Linked DNA regions of Homo sapiens: region 2 is linked to region 1. The links are chromatin loops, found by intact Hi-C in ENCODE. Cell type or tissue: heart left ventricle. All regions are shown on one strand. Links, peaks and the distances in the headings refer to the core of each region. The heading gives the core; the rest is flanking DNA.

The links. A loop is a pair of places that touch in the nucleus more often than their neighbours do. Peaks named below come from ENCODE experiments on the same cell type or tissue, not always from the same donor. Only the 100,000 strongest peaks of a DNase experiment are listed, where the experiment ranks them.
Region 2: it touches region 1 in a loop (2.6-fold over the local background); 5 of 110 quality-filtered maps call a loop at or near these places.

The regions. Positions count from the first base shown.
Region 1 is chr2:106,539,378-106,547,713 of GRCh38, forward strand. It overlaps a transcript of CD8B2 not described here. Among named protein-coding and RNA genes, the nearest start is that of CD8B2, 56 kb to the left of the region's middle. In heart left ventricle, for the core only: a CTCF peak has its summit at 3,561; a DNase peak (open chromatin) is centred at 3,554; H3K4me3 peaks cover 257 bases; H3K27me3 peaks cover 941 bases.
Region 2 is chr2:106,265,172-106,273,507 of GRCh38, forward strand. No RefSeq gene overlaps it. Among named protein-coding and RNA genes, the nearest start is that of UXS1, 75 kb to the left of the region's middle. RefSeq lists a silencer at 7,266-7,325. In heart left ventricle, for the core only: no CTCF peak of the experiment used is centred there; DNase peaks (open chromatin) are centred at 4,720 and 4,800; H3K4me3 peaks cover 1,038 bases; H3K27me3 peaks cover 1,220 bases.

The DNA.
Region 1 (8,336 bases), core at 301-8,300:
TTATATTTCTAAAATTTAGAGAACTACTTTATGGAATTGAAGTAAAGATGTTTCTTGTTTCCACGCCAAAACATGGAAAGTTGATGTACTTGGGACACAATACCATGTGTGCGGTGTGCTCATCTTTTATTCTGAAGACAAATAAGGGGTCTTACTGTGGAATTAGGGGGCCACACGGGGCTGCAGCTTCTGGGCATCATTGCTCTTTGCTGCTTAATTCCAGCTTACAGGATGTTTCACACAAACACCAAAAACATTTTTAAGATGGACCATATCATATTTATCATTGTCTCTACAGTGTTTGGCTTCAATGCATCAAACTTCAAAATATGTGTTTGCTTGAATTCCAATTTCTTGACGGATACACGGCTTGGAAACCAAGCCTCCTTTGGCTGATAAAATAAGAACAGAATCTGACACTTAAAAAATTATTTAAGCTTTGCCAAGTGGGAAAAAAAAGTGTATTCTCCTACTGCTGAGCATCTTGGCTAACTTAATCACTGTTCCCGTCACTGAATCTCCCTTTTTTGTCATGGGACTTCCTGATCGTTAAATCTATTTCATAGTAAACATAAGTGAATTTTGGTTTATTGTTATTCTTGTTTACATTGAGAATTAATTTTGAGTGGAAATTATATACTTCATGTTATGTAGATGAAGTTAGGGTGGATGTTATATTCCAATAATTTTATGGCTTGAAAGAAATTCAATTTTGTTATGTGGAATGATTTCCTAAGAATGAAAAAAGAAAATGACAGCTTCAATGATCAAAGAAAGAATCATGCAGAGAATCGTTTATGTAGACCTCTCAAATTAAAAAAAATATCCAAGTATTACTGTTTCTTAATTATGTGGTCTCAAGATGAGTGTTGGAATAATTATGTTATTAGAAACTCAGCCTTTGTGAGAAATTCGTATTTTCATTATTTTATTTAAAAAGCTTTTCAACATTTCTTACTGCAAAGAAATGACAATTAGCCCTAGGAGACCAGCCCACCAAAGGCGCATTAATGTCAATCTCAAAACAGATAAAAATAGGACCAAGAATGAAGTCAACTGGCAGTACCACTCCCTCATTTAGCAAGTCGGCTTGTTGTTCTGGGTGAGCCAAGCAGGCAAACCCCCTGCTTTCAGGACTTTCACAGTCTTGAGGGGGAAAAAGTAAATCAAGCAAATAATCATCCAAATACTCCTTTTTTTTTTTTGAGATGGAGTCTTGTTCTGTCACCCAGGCTAGAGTGCAGTGACGCAATCTCAGCTCACTGCAACCTCTGCCTCCTGGGTTCCAGTGATTCTCCTGCCTCAGCCTCCTGAGTAGTTGGGATTACAGGCGCCTACCACCACGCCAGGCTAATTTTTCTATTTTTTGTAGAGATGGGGTTTCACCATCTTGGCCAGGCTGGTATCGAACTCCTGACCTTGTGAACCACCTGCCTCGGCCTCCCAAAGTGCTGGGATTACAGGCGCAAGCCACTGTGCCCGGCCCCAAATACTCTTATAACTACCTTTTGCAGTAAGTATTCAAAGTGACAACTAGCGGGTGTCTTGAAGGCATATCAGGGGAGCTTCATTCGGCTGGGGGAGTGGAGACAGCCTTTTGGGGAAAATGACCTTTAAGAGACTCAATGGTCCACAGGAGCCCAGCAGGAGGAGAGGGAATGAAGAGTTTTGCAGAGAGCTGGATGTGCAAGGGCCCTGTGGTGGGCAGGCTTGGTGGGCTGGGGCAGAGGAAGGCAGGCAGGTGTGGTTTGAGGTAGGCCACGGTGGCACGCTGGCTGTGTGACAAGGTCTGCAGCATGCCTGTTTGTATCTGTGTATCACTAGGACCTCCCACTAACTCTAGATCCCTCTCCGTCATTCATGCTCAAAATTGGTCAGTTTCTTCTCTCTTGTTGGTGGTTAGTGACCCCCTATGGAAGTAGGGCCACTCACTCCTGAATGTGAGGTCAAACGTCCTCTTCCCCCAAAACCAGATTATTTCCCTTTGGTTAGGGCAGTGGTATTCAACCAAGGGGCAGTTTTGCACCCCAGGGCACATTTGACAATGTCCAGGCACATTATTGGCTGTCAGAACTTGGGAAGGGGATGCTAGTGGCATCTAGCGGATATGTTGCTAAACATTGTGCAATGAACAGGACAGCTCCCACAACCAGCAATCACCTGGCCCAAAACGTCAAAGGTATGAGGTTGAGAAACCATTTTAGAATGCATTTTTCAAACCGTAAGATGCGACCTGTTAGTGGATTATGAAATCTCTCTCTATTAATGAAATAGAGACCATACAAGGTGGGAGTGCATTACATATTGTATGTATGTTTGCATTATATGAATGTCCACCACACATGCATGTATATTTCTGTATATTGAGTGGCATTGTGAAAGGCATTCTTTATTGCAGGTTGCAGTTTAAAAAGTTGGAAAGTCACTGGAATAGAGAACCTACCAACATATTTCATCCCTTCTATCCTTCCAACTCCACCACGAATCTGCCCTATCTTGGCAGAGCTGTATCCAGAGCCCAGGCATGGCTTCAACTACAGCCTCTGCCAGCCATCCCATTGCAGTGTAAGCTAGAGGTCAAGGCTGTTCACTCTCTGGCGGGACCACCGTTCCCCATGGCTCAGCCTTCACTCTACCTCCAGCCAACTTTTCCTTCTTCCAACTCTCCATAAACTTTGTCTTGACTGTTCCCTGTCTGATACGCCACTTGCCACTTTAACTGGTCAATTCTTACTTAACCTTTGAAGACAAACCTTCAGCCTCCCCTCCTCTGTAGATCCTCAGGGACTTCAGCCCTTGTAGAGTTCACGGTCTCCGTCTCTGTTGTCTGCACAGCATTTTGCGCATCCCTCTGATATAACAGTCATTATCTGGGGTTCACGGCTGGTCAGCTGTGGGCTCACTGCGGGCAGTAACTAGATCTGACTTCTCTTGCCATCTTTGGAAACTAAAAGAGTGACTTATACACATATGAGGTGCTCAAAGGCATTTGACTAATACAGTCATGAATAGAGATTGTTACTTAGAGTCCTTATATTACTAATTATTTTGTAAACTGAAATATATTTTTGTGAGGAAAAACTCTCAATATATATCCTGGATTTTCATTAATGTGCATTTTCTTCCACTTTCAAGTTAATTCTTTTTTTTTCCTGATTATTTAACAAATACATGCCTATTAAAGACAACTTTGGGTAGACCAGAAGGATGTAAAGAAATCCTTCCCCATGAAGGATATATATTATGTAATGTATAAAATAGGTTATATAAATATATAGGTATATATTATATATGAAGTATATATTATATATGAAATATATATTATATATGAAATATATATGAAACATACTATATATGAAATATATATGAAATACATACTATATATGAAGTATAAATAAATATAAAAGTATATACATTTTACATATGTATATGTACGTATGTGTGTATAAGTGAATACATGTGCGCCCATCATCCAGCCCCGGCTTATCAACTGAGCAGTGCCCCTAACATTTCCGTACGTTGCTCGGGGTCAGGCTAGACTCTGCTGCCCCCGTGTGTTCCAGCGCAGAACTGCATAAAGAAAGAGGAGCGCTCGGCCATGCCGCACAGGTCCGGGAGGTTCGCGTTAATGTACCCTGTTTTTGAGCCCAAGGAACAAGTATTTAGTCATGATTGCCACTCGTTATAGGCTCTGTTAACAGTGTAAAGAAAGTTGGAAGTTCTCTCCTGAGAAGAAGTAACTTCAATGCGGAAGGACCCGGGCTTCTCATGTTTCTCTTTGTATCCCGACCGCCGGGAACTGCCTTACCTGCAGCTACAAAGTCCTGCAAGTGAGGCTTAGGTATTTTCAAATAAAATATCAGGCTTGGCGGAGTGGCTCACGCTTGTAATCCCAGTACTTTGGGAGGCTGAGGCCTCCTGGGAAGATCGTTTGAACCCAGCAGTTCGAGACCAGCCTGGGCAATATAATAAGAACCCCTCTTTACAAAAAAATAAAATAAAATTAGCCGGTCGTGGTGGCACCCACCTATGGTCCCAGCTACTTGGGAGGCTGAGGATTGGAGGATTGCTTGAACCCGGAAGTTGAGGCTGCCGTGGGCCATGACTGCACTACTGCACTCCAGCCTGGGTAACAGGGCGAGACTCTGTCTCAATATAAATAAATTAATTAAACAAAATAAAGAATATAAAAGTAAAAAGAAACAAAATATCCAAAGCCAAGACTGCACCACTGCACTCCAGCCTGGGTAACAGGGCGAGACTCTGTCTCAATATAAATAAATTAATTAAACAAAATAAAGAATATAAAAGTAAAAAGAAACAAAATATCCAAAGCCTGTCAATCCATGATGTAAATATCAGGATCTTCTGAATTCCAGTAGCCCTGGACCATGGAGAACCCAGTGAAATTACTCTTATTGACTGGAGCTAGGGCTGTCTTAGTTGGACAGTTTATATTTCAAGCTTTCTATGAGTTTCACAGGTTCCATGAACTTGGATGGATTTCTGTGGATTTGTGCTTATACACTGAAAGTTTTGTGATGTACATTGCCCATCTTTTGCATCTGATTCGATTGTTCTTCTCTACTCATGAAAGTCCTATTTTTCTTCCAGACCCAGATCTTGTGAACTGTTTTCACATTTCCCCATGGATGCCTAGCAAGGGACTGGGACTGCCTGATCCGCTTTGGTCAAGAGCACGTGGGTGGCCTGTGTGCAGGCTTATCATCAATAATTGCAGGACTTGGTGGAGTATGGTTGAACAGGTGCTCAGACTGCATGCGTGTCTAGCGAGGCCATCCTGAAGCTGCATGGGAGTTGTAAAAAAGTTACCAACAAGTTTTTAGTTATTTGAATAGGTTTTTGAATAGATTTGGAATGTGGGAAGCAGTTGCAGAAATAAACGTCTTAATGACTAAATGTAGCTTGCTGTTTTTAGCCCAGTTTCACAGATCACAACTCTGACCATACTAGTGGGTAGTTTATGTGTCTTCTCATGCGGGGAGAGCCGTTCAACTCACTCCTGAGGCTTAGGCCCAGGTTGGAAGGGGACGGACTCCCAGCTGGGCTGTTGGGGTCTGGCCTCCTCTCAGCTTCCTCTGGAGGACAGACACAGCCCTTCCAGGCTACCTTTCCAGACACTGTCCAGTCGAATCCACTTTCTTACTCATGACCCGAAGCAAGCCACTTCAGCTTCTGATGTCTCCACAACCTCATTTGCGAAATAAGGGACTAGGCTGGACGGTCTTTGAGGCCTCATCCAATTCAGAGATTCTGGATCCTGCGTTGGAGAAGTGAGGGAGCCTGGTGTGAACTGGGAGAAGGCAGAGGGTGGGAGTGGGCTGTTTCTGTCGGCTCTCTGAATGGCAGTAAAAGTCCGGGAGGGGACCTTCAGGAGTCATCTCACCTCCTGGAGGTTTTTTTGGGTGTTGACTGTTGAAGGCATCCTCCAGAGTGGTTCTCCATAGGTCTGGAGGCTTGACCTTTGGGGGATGCTTGTAGAAAGCTGGTTCTTCAGTAAACTTTCAGTGCTTGCAAATGCAGACGCTGAGCCAGAGCCCCCCAACACTCAGAGGAGGATCATGCCCAAATGTCCTCAGGTGAGACGTCAAGGAGCACCTCCCACCTGGTGCAATCTTCACTCTGCATGGCTGGTGTCGCCCCCTGTGGGAAACACAGGGGACATGGGAAGCCATGCTGTTGTCACAGGGTTTGCTATGCCATCCTCTGCAGGACGTAACCACCTCTGTAGTAGGCTCCTGCTAAAAGCCAGTAGGATGCTGACAGCAAGTACTAGCAACAAGTGTTTAATCCATATTCCGAGCCTGCCACCGTCTCCTTTCACTGATATGACTCACATGGCTATAGCATCGCACAGTGAAGAAAGCAGACCCTGGCGATGTGGAAAGGAGTAGAATTGACCGCCGTAATCATTAAATGTCACCGTTTAAATAAGAATTGAACGACCTCTCCTTCTGTGGACTATTCACAGACCCCACACACTTGACCTCACTGTTTATTGTACAGGGGATTGAGAACCATCAACAGATGGGTGCAGGCCATATGGTAAAGGGTAGGATAGCTTTCCAGTGGGCATCAGTGCAAGCGGTTACAATTCCAGGCCTCTCTTTGTTGATCAAGAGGATCCCAGCACTTTGAGAGGCCGAAGATTGCTGGATCCCAGGAGTTCAAGACCAGCTAGGCAATATAGTGAAACCCCACCCCTACAAAATATTAAAATATTAGCCAGGTGTGGTGGTATGCGTCTGTAGCCCCATGGTCCCAGCTACTCAGGAGGCTGAGGCAGGACGATCATTTAAGCCTGGGAATTTGAGGTTGCACAGTGAGCAATGATTGGACCACTGCACTCCAGCCTGGGTGACAGAGCAAGACACTATCTAAAAAAAAAAAAAAAAAAGAATTCCATATTGTTGTCTACTTTTTCGTTAAAACACACTCTGCTTCTGCAACAATATAGTTTTCTCCTGCTTTTCTATCTCCTTGGATGAGTCCTCTTTCAGCAATCACATAGATGGCCGACAAACAACAGCTGTAGTAATAATTATTATTATTTATGCCTTACTGCCACTACTCTAACTGAGGCCACTGACATGCTTTACCGTAATTATGAGCACAGCCTCCTCACAGATTTCTGGTCCTCTAGTCAGTCAGCCACCCATCCCAGTCCTGTCTTCACACGGCATTCCAAGCAATCATTTATAAAGGCAGCTTCTGAACATGTCTCTTGTCTGCTTAAACCACTCTAATGCCTCCTGTTTCCCATCCCAATAAGGCCTAAACCCTTTCGGATGGCTCACACTGATTTTCATGTACTTCTTGAAAAGCTAAATAAGAGAGCTAAAAAAGATGAATTACTTTATCTTTTCAGTAAGAAAGACCCATGAATGGAATTCCAGGGGCAGCTGTTAGAGTGGGTGGCAGAGTCGGAAGAGTTGCTGCCATTTTTTGAATATCAGCTGTTTCTGGTGCTTTGATATAGGGTATTTCATTTATTTTCTTCAAAAAATCCTATGAGGCCTATATGCTATATTATTATCTTAATCTTACAGATGAGGAAACGTAAGCCCAGAAAGGATGAAGTGAAACCAGCAAAGTCACACAGGCAGTAGGTGGCATAGCTGGGATGTAAACCCAGACCGAGTGCCCACCCGGCACCTGCCGCCTTCACCACCAGCCTCAGGACTGTCAGTGGGCAGTAAGTTGGAATTTTAATAACTTTGGAGACAAATTTAGCTTCTTAAACAGAAGTGTTTTCTTAGATAAGGAAGGAAATGATATTTTCTTACCACATTTAGTATAATTCATCCTAAACAGAGAAGTTATAATGACAGTGACAAAGCAGGAATGTGTGTCTTTATTTTCCAGGTCATGCAAGATAAACAGAAAGATTGCTGGCTTCCGGTTTCTAGATTGTAAAATGAGGACTGGAGCCCATAAACTCCAATAGCATTTTCAGCTTTGAAATTCTGAGACTCTCGGACTGTTAGCTGCAAAACATGTATCTTAAGTTTCTAAGGCAAACGCTTATAAAATTAGGAGAACTCACTTATAGTTTTCACACGTTTTAAAATTTAAATACATATGTGTGTGGTTACATAAATATACCCATCTATTGTGGGAGAAGCTATTCAGAATACCAAACATTTTATTTTCATTAAATATAACAATGCTATTTTTTGCTGTGGCTGGTGTTTTGGTCATCTGTTGCTGCATAAAAATCATTCCCAAACATAGCAACCTTCAACAGCAGTAATATATATTTTACTCATGAATCTGCAGTTTGAGGAGGGCTCATCAGGGAAGCGTCCTCTCGGCTCTGCTCAGCCTCCCAAGGCAGTCCGAAGGCTCGGGCTGGAGACACGGAGAGCTCACTCACTTGTGTAATGGATGCAGGCTGTCTGCTGGGACCTTTGCCAGGGCTGCCGGCTCCGACCTGTGGCCTCTTTACGTGGCCTGAGGTTCTCATGATATGGGAGACGGGCTCTGAGGACAATCGTCTGGAGACAGAGAGAGAGAGGGAGGGAGAGAGAGCATGCACCAGGTGGAAACCCTACCACTTTCTGTGACCCAATCTCTAAAGTCCTGTGGTGTCACTTCTGCGCCTCTTCATTAAGGTAGCCAAAGATGGCCACCCAGGAGACGGGAAGGGAAGTTGACTCCATCTTGTGATAATGAGTGGCAATCCTCTGGGACATCATTGAGATCAGAAATAATACTGGGACCATTTTTTAAAAATGCAGTTTGCTACAGCATGACTCACTATTGTCTTCCAGCACCATGGCAGACTAGCTCCCTAGAATGTCATACCCTGGAGG
Region 2 (8,336 bases), core at 223-8,222, 270 kb before region 1:
CCTGCTGTTGCCCTGAGAAATAGGCAACTCTGTGACTCCTCGGGACTGAAAACCAAACAGAACGTACACTCCAACAAGACAGGTCACAGCCACACATGCGGAGCAGTTTCCCAGTCAAGCATTGCTGGTCCCAAGACCCTGGGGTGTCATTTTCCTTCTGTCTTACCACCCTCTCCCACCCAGGCTCTCCTTTCCTATCACTATTTTTGTTTTCTGGTTTGTTCATGTCATCATTAAAATCTCCTGACCCAGCCTGAGCAACATGGTGAAAACCCCATCTCTCTTAAAAATACAGAAAAATTAACTGGACATGGTGGTGCACGTGTGTAGTCCCAGCTACTCAGGAGCCTGAGGTGGAAGGATCACCTGAGCCCGGGAGGTCTGAGGCTGCAGTGAGCCATGATCGTACCACTGCACTCCATCCTCAGCAACAGAGTCAGCCCCTGTTTTTTTTTTTTTTTTTTTTTTTTTTTTTTTTTTTTTAAAAAAAACAACCCTGACCTAAGTGCAAGGCTCTTGTATCGGTTGGAACCCGGAGAGTGCACCAACAAACAACACAAGGCGCCATGGAGCAACACGCTGTTTTAATGAGCACCTGGGTGCAGGCGAGATGAGGTCTAAAATGGCGTCAGCCCCAAGTAAGGATAGGGCAGGGGTTTTTTTGTTTTGTTTTTGTTTTTGAGACAGAGTCTCGTTCTGTCGCCCAGGCTGGAGTGCGGTGGCGCCATCTCGGCTCACTGCAAGCTCCGCCTCCCGGGTTCACGCCATTCTCCTGCCTCAGCCTCCCGAGTAGCTGGGACTACAGGCGCCCGCCACCGCGCCCGGCTAATTTTTTGTATTTTTAGTAGACACGGGGTTTCACCGTGTTAGCCAGGATGGTCTCATCTCCTGACCTCGTGATCCGCCCGCCTCAGCCTCCCAAAGTGCTGGGATTACAGGCGTGAGCCACCGCGCCTGGCCCGAGGCAGGGGTTTTATAGTCTTCCGTAAACAGGAAGTGTCCCACTCTGACGTGACTTCTACATAGTACCCAGAAGGCTTCCCTGTCGCTCTTCAGGGGATATGTGTCTTCCGACCAGCTCTCTTCCTGCTTCTGCTGTCTTGCTGAGGCACGCTGCTGGCCCAAGTGGTCTTGTGCCTTGGGACTGGGCCTGAGAAGGGAGGAGTTATTCATTCCCTTAAGCTTTCAGGCCCTGGGGGAGAATCTTTCACTAAGGAACTTTGGAAGGCAGTTCTGTGGCTGGATCTCATCAGGCCAGGACCATAAGAATGGCACAAAGATGCTACAGTGCAGGTGTGGATTTTCACCTCACAGGGGCAGGTGTACACTCGGGTTGAAGACAGTAAATGTACTATGGTCAAGGAGAGCCAGGTTTCTCACAGCTGGAGAAATAAGTTACAAATGAGGCTAGGTTGAACTTGTGGTGTGAGATCGGCCTCACAGGTGTGGATATGAATTCATGGAGGTTTAAATAGATATACACGGACCAGGTTCAGTGGCTCACACATGTAATCTCAGCACTTTGGGAGGCCGAGGGGGGAGGATTGCTTGAAGCCAGGAGTTCAAAACCAGCCTGGGCAACGTAGCAAGACCCTGTCTCTGTATTAATCCTAAAAAACAGACATACATAGATAGAAATGACAGAAGTGCATACAGATGTGTGAGCATGAGTCACTGTAGATACAGGCCTTGCTAGGTCTGTTGACTGAGAAAATCTAGCAGTGACACCTTAGTAACATGAGCATGCCCTGCTCCCAGATATTGTTTCTAGAGCCCATTCTCCAAGAAGAGAAACCAGGGCTCCTCAGAGAGGAGTTGGTTCTAGGGATGGGGCAGGGAAAATACAAGATGGGCCTGAAGGTCTTATGGAGCCAAAATATAAGAAGTGCTCAAAAATCAAATGGGGACTATTAAAAGGATACAGGGCTCAGCATGCAGGAGCTCATGATGTTCTTAATTATAACCCCCAAATAAAAGTATTTGTTGATACAAATAAATAACTGAATGAGCCACTTGAGTGCATTGAGCCCTATAACACTTTGGGAGGCAGATTGCTTGAGCTCAGGAGTTCAAGACCAGGCTGGACAACATGGTGAAACCCCGTCTCTACAAAAAATACGAAAAGTTATCCGGGCGTGGTGGCACACATCTCTGGTCTGAGCAACTCGGGAGGCTGAGACAGGAGGATCACTTGAGACCAGAACGTGGAGGTTACTGTGAGCCGAGATCATGTCACTGCACTCCAGCCTGTATAATAGAGTGAGACTCTGTCTCAAAAAAATAGCAAGAAAAAAAAAAGTACTGAAACCAATTGATTTAAACATGATTTGAGCTTGATGCTCCAGTTCCACCTAAGAAATGTCCAGCCTCCTGTAGAACTTCCAGTGGCCACTGGCTCAAGGTTTCACTTGCTTCAACACAAACCCAGGGCCCTCCCTGACCTCCTCCCAGCTCCCCAACAACACTGCCAGTGGTCCCCAAGATACCGATGTCCAATCACCATGTGACTGAGCAAAAATGGCGAAACCACCTAAAAACTAAGAATAAAAAGGTATTGAGATATGAAAGCCAGAGGCTGGGAGACAAGGAAATTCTATAATTTATGAAATTAACTACAACCCCCCCACCCAAAAAAAAAATAACTGTTGTGTGAAATTTTCCAGGCATTTTTAAACACCCATATCTTCTCTCATGGTTTAGATTTTGTATTTTGGGTTTTTTTTTTTACCCAAAACTCTGTCTCCTCCCTGTGTTCCATGCTCTTCTCCACTCTCCAGCACCTGATGACTCCAGAAACCATTCATCTACTCTACCCTTGTCCTCACTCTGTCCTTGTCCCTCCCTTGCCCTCTGAATCTGAACCATTTCCTCCTTTGTTTTGTGACCTTCATATAACCCTTCCCACAAACTGACAGCCATTTAAAATAAACCATAACCACAGCAAACCAGCAACCCCAATCCACACGCCCTCTGTGAACCTCACTGACTTGAACATTGCTGCTGATCTCATGGGGCTGCTCTGCCCAGCAGGGGAGGACCACCAGGCCGCCCCGGGGGCAAGTGCTGCTCCTATCACAGCCTTCCACATGCTGGCAGCACCCAGCAGAATGCTGTGCACAGGACGAGTGTTCAGCAAACAGCTTTTGCCTCAAGATCAAACCACATGCTAGATTTCTGAGGGTGTGAGAAGCATGACACTTCTTATATTGCTTGTGAGTATGTAAATTGGTACAACCTCTACAAAGGCAATTTGACAATATTGGCCAAAATTTGAAATATACATACATACCCTTAGATCCAGGGATTCTATTCTTCAGTAATTATCCTAGATATACTGGTGTAAGCGCGAACCTATGTAATCATGAGCATATTCATTGCGACATTGCTTGTCCCACATGTTCATCAATGGTGGCCTGGCTAAATGATCATGTGCACATCTGCACCATGGAATAGTATGCAGCTATTAAAAAAGAAAGAGGGTAGCTGGGCACGGTGGCTCACGCCTATAATCCCAACACTTTGGGAGAGTATGAGACCAGCCTGGCCAACATAGTGAAACCCTGCCTCTACTAAAAATACAAAAATTAGACTGGGGTGGTGGCACACACCTGTAGTCCCAGCTACTTGGAAGGCTAAGGCACGAGAATCACTTGAACTCGGGAAGGTGGGGTTGCAGTGAGTGGAAATCGTACCACTGCACTCCAGCCTGGGCAACAGAGAGAGTCTGCCTCCAAAGGAAAGAAAGAAAGAGGAAGGACTATGTATACTGATACAGACGATGCTGCAAGATATAATGTGAGTGACAAAGGCAACATGCAGAATAGTGAATATAACATATTACCATTTATGTGAAAAAATATATATATTCACAAATGTTCATAAGCATATAAGATATTTATCATAGGATAACCAAGAAACCTAGGAGTGATTGCATTGGGGGTAATTAAATGAAATGAAAGGCAGAGGAGAGAGGAAAACTTACTTTTCCCTTTAGGACCTTCAAAAGTTTGTTCATGTGTGTATTTACCAGTAGAAAATATGGTCGGGTGCGGTGGCTCACGCCTATAATCCCAGCATTTTGAGAGGCTGAGGCGGGCAGGTCACGAGGTCAGGAGTTTGAGACCAGCCTGGCCAACAAGGTAAAACCCCGTTTCTACTGAAAAACAAAAATTAGCAGGGCGGTAGTGGTGCGGACCTGTAACCCCAGCTACTGGGGAGGCTGAGGCAGGAGAATCGCTTGAGCTTGGGAGGCGGAGGTTGCAGTGAGTCGAGATCGCACCAGTGCACTCCAGCCTGGGCGAGAGAGTGAGACTGTCTTGGAAAAAAAAAAAGTATAAGTTTTTGCTTCCAATAACATTTGGGGGAAACTAAAAGCGTTATTAAACTTTAAACCACATGAAAGAAGAATATGAAATAGTCTCCGCTCAGAGTGAAAATGATGAGTAACTGTTGGTAGACAATACCAGTAAAGACACAGTGAATTGGCAAAAACGGACCCCTAAGCGACGGTGCCCTGAGGAGTCACGGAAGTTCGGGTGAAGAGTGCGGGGCCTGGGCAGGAAGTTCCTGGGAGTGGTTTGAACAAACGGTCCTGCAAGGTCAGCCAGACGGGGAGCGTGCTTCAGGGAGACAGCGAGTTCAGCGCTCGGTGGAGCAGCACCGTCGGCCAGGTGCATGGTCACTGAACAGAGGAGCCCAGGCCCACAGCCAACAGGAACACGGGAAGTGACTGGCCCATGTACTAGAAGTCGTATTTACTCTGTGTCCGTCAACCCGCGCCAGCTGTCAGCTCACGGCTCTCGGCCGCCTTTGGGTGGAGGGAGGGCGTTGCCAGAGCAGCATCATAAAGTACATAGGTCTGCCCACGTCGGGACGCGTGGGTCCGCGTCTGCAGGTTCCTATCGCTCCCCGTTTTCTGAATATTGGGAGATATTCCACACCCTGGTCACACTCCCTAACCCAGCTCGCTCCAGGCGTCCCACGCTCAGCGTTCAGGGTCACCTCCCTGCACCCTGGCCGGCCCCGCCCCACCAAACCACGCCCACCTACCGAACCCACCCCCCACCGAACCAAGCCTGGCGGATCCTGCTTCATCAAACCACGTCCACTCGGTGGCTCCTAACTGGGCCAAAGCCCGCTGCCCCTCCGCACCAGCTGGGGTCCTACTTCTCCATCAGGCTCATTACGCACTTCAGTTTTCTTTCCCTAACATGTTATAAGCACTTTAAGGGCGGAGCCAGTGCCTGTGGGATACTTTCAATATCCCTTGAAGAAATGAATGACATAATTGCCCCTTCCCAATCCTGATCACCCCAAAGATGGGGCCAGCTGTCCTCACTGAGGCCAGGAGACTCTCAGGAATGTGAGTCCTGCTAACCCTTAAAGGGACACTTACAGAGCAAGAGTAGCAACAGTGAGAAGAGGGTGGGGTGTCCCGTCACAGCCCTTAGCACATGTCCGCAGAGCAAAGCTAGGTGGCTCCCAGCCCTCGGGGCAGCAACACAGGCCCGCACCTCCACTGCCACAGCTATGCTCTCAGCTGTTGGTGAAAACTTCCCTGGCACCACTCGGGACCTGGGCCCCTCCGCAAGCACTGCGTTGTAGTGACCATGGTTTTTCCTGTGCCTGTGGTTCCTGTGTGTGTCCCTGTCACTCTCGGTCTCTGCAGCCACCCACACCCTTTGCAGCCTTTAAGTCTCTGCGAGTTGGGGAGCAGAGCCCATCTCCTTTCCTGGGTGGGGAGACCTCAGTGCACACAGCACACACCCAAGTCTGTCGGGGATCAGGGCTGGCACAGACTCACCGGTGGTCAGGCCTTCCCACCTTCCCTCCTTATCCTGGGAAACCTGTACTTCTATCCATTCCAAATCAAAGTGCAACGCTTCTACCTCCCCGCAACACACATAACATACACCACACACCAGCTCCTCTTGTTGACGAGGAAGTGAGACCACTTTTGTATGAGGAAATGTGGTCATTTTTATCCAGATGCCAGGTGTACCCCTGGTCCTAGGTAGAAACTGAGCTCCTTCCAGCCTTAGAGGCTTCTGTGAACTGCCCACACACTTGCACAGCTGGCCTTGCCCTGCCCTGGCAGACAGAGGGACCTTGCCCACCTTCTCCTAAAGCCACCCTTGCCCAGCTCTGACTGGAAGGGGCTCTGAGGCAGCGTCTGTGTTCCCTCACATATCCCGATGTTACAGCAGAGGCTCTCAACCCCATGCCAGCTTTAAAAATCCCCAATGCATTTCTGAAAAGAAAACAAACTGCTTTTCTTTACTCTCACACAATACTGCTGATGCCAAATGTGTATTTTTCCCCTCACATTAAGCAATTCTGACACTAAATATCCGGGGTTAGTGCAGACCCCACAAGCTAAGGGCTCAGTCCTACAAGACTGCCCTCACTTCAGACACCAGTCACAATCCTAAGAGCTACCCACAATCCTAACCAACTGACTGTCAATCACAACCCTCTCCTTGGGTTCCATAATTTGCTAGGATGACTTATAGAACTCAAGAAATCACTTTACTTACTATTGGTGGTTCATTACAAGGAATACAACTGAGGAACAGCCGAATGGAAGAGATGGACACGGCAAGGGTGAGGGGTGGGCACTGCAAAGCTTCCAGGCCCTCTCTGGGTACAACAACCTCCCAGCACCTCAATGTGGTCATCAACCTGGAAATTCCCAAACACCCTTTGTTTGTGGTTTTTTATGGCAGCTTCATTACATAGGGACGATTGATTAGATCATTGACCACAGGTGATTAAGTCAGTCTCCAATCCTCCTCCCCTCCTTGGAGGACCAGGGGATAGGGCTGAAAGTTCCCAACCTCTCATCACCAGCGGGATGCTGGGGCAACCAGCCCCCATCCTCCAAGAGTCAGCTCATTAGCATTAGCAGCTCCAGATGTTTGAAAGAGGCTTATTATGAATAATAAAAGATATTCCTCTAAACTTTATCACTCAGGAAATTCCATTCTAAGGGTTTTAGGAGCTCTGTTCCTGGAAATGGGGACAAAGACCAAATACATATTTCTTATTATATCACAATATCAACCTTTCATTCACCAAACATCAATTAAATCAGTGTAAGGAATGGAGAAGTTCTTCAAAGTTTCTTAAAACCATAAAGAGCTTGTCATTTCTTTGCACTATGCATATCTATATATGTTCCAATGCAACTGCTCTGACTTGACCTGGCGTGCCTGGGCAGGGTTAAGTGAGCCCCAGACCATAGTACATGCCATTCCTTATTTGGAAACCCTCCTGACCCTCTCATGACTAGCTTCCTCTTTTCTTTGTCCTCTTTCCCCTTTGCCTATTTAGAAAAGTTTCAAGCTGTTAGCCAATTGGGTCAAGCTTAGAATGTGAGGTCCTGTTCCAGCCAATGCAAACGGGCACAGCCATAGGATGATTGCATCAGGTTACAAAGATTATAAGTGTCCCCCTCTCCTTTGTTCAGGTGTGCTCTCGTGGTAAGGCTGTTAGCGAGCAGCACGCTTTCTGCAGAAAGTAAACTAGCCTTGCTGAGAGATCCTTTGTCTCAGTGTTGATTGTGCGACACTGAGCACCTGTTTCCCACAATTAGAATTTCGGGATGTGGAACCCAGAAATCAGTGGTTGTTTTATTTATTAATTTATTAATTTATTAATCTATTTATTTGCTCAGCCAAATAGATCCCATTTGTAGTCAAAGTTGGGAGCCACAGCCTTGGAGTAATGGGCTGTTTTCATTTACGATGCTTTCCGCTTGGAGAAATGGAAAACCTCAGGTGAACAGTTTAAACAATAATTTCCAGCCAGGTGCGGTGGCTCATGCCTGTAATCCCAGCACTTTGGGAGGCCAAGGTGGGTGTATTATGAGGACAGGAGTTCAAGACCAGCCTGGCCAAGATGGTGAAACCCCATCTCTACTGAAACTACAAAAATTAGCCAGGTGCGGTGGCAGGCACCTGTAATCCCAGCTACTTGGGAAGCTGAGGCAGGAGAATTGCTTGAACCTGGGCAGCAGAGATTGCAGTGAGCTGAGATCGCGCCACTGTACTCCAGCCCAGGCAACAGAGTAAGACTTTGTCTCAACAAAAAAAAAAAAAAAAAGAATTTCCTTGCCTTCTATAACAAATAGTCCAGAGATGGAGCAGTTGCAGGGGTTGCTTACCTCTAGGATGCGACAGTGTCACTGAGGACCCAGGCTCCCCCATCTCTGCCGAGGCATCTTCCCATCACCGGTGCCTCCTCAGGCTGTGCCCCCAGCTCCTGGTATCACATCCTTGCACAGCCAGGTCCCCAGGCAGAAAAGGCATCCCCCGGAGGACAGAGCTAGGCTCTCA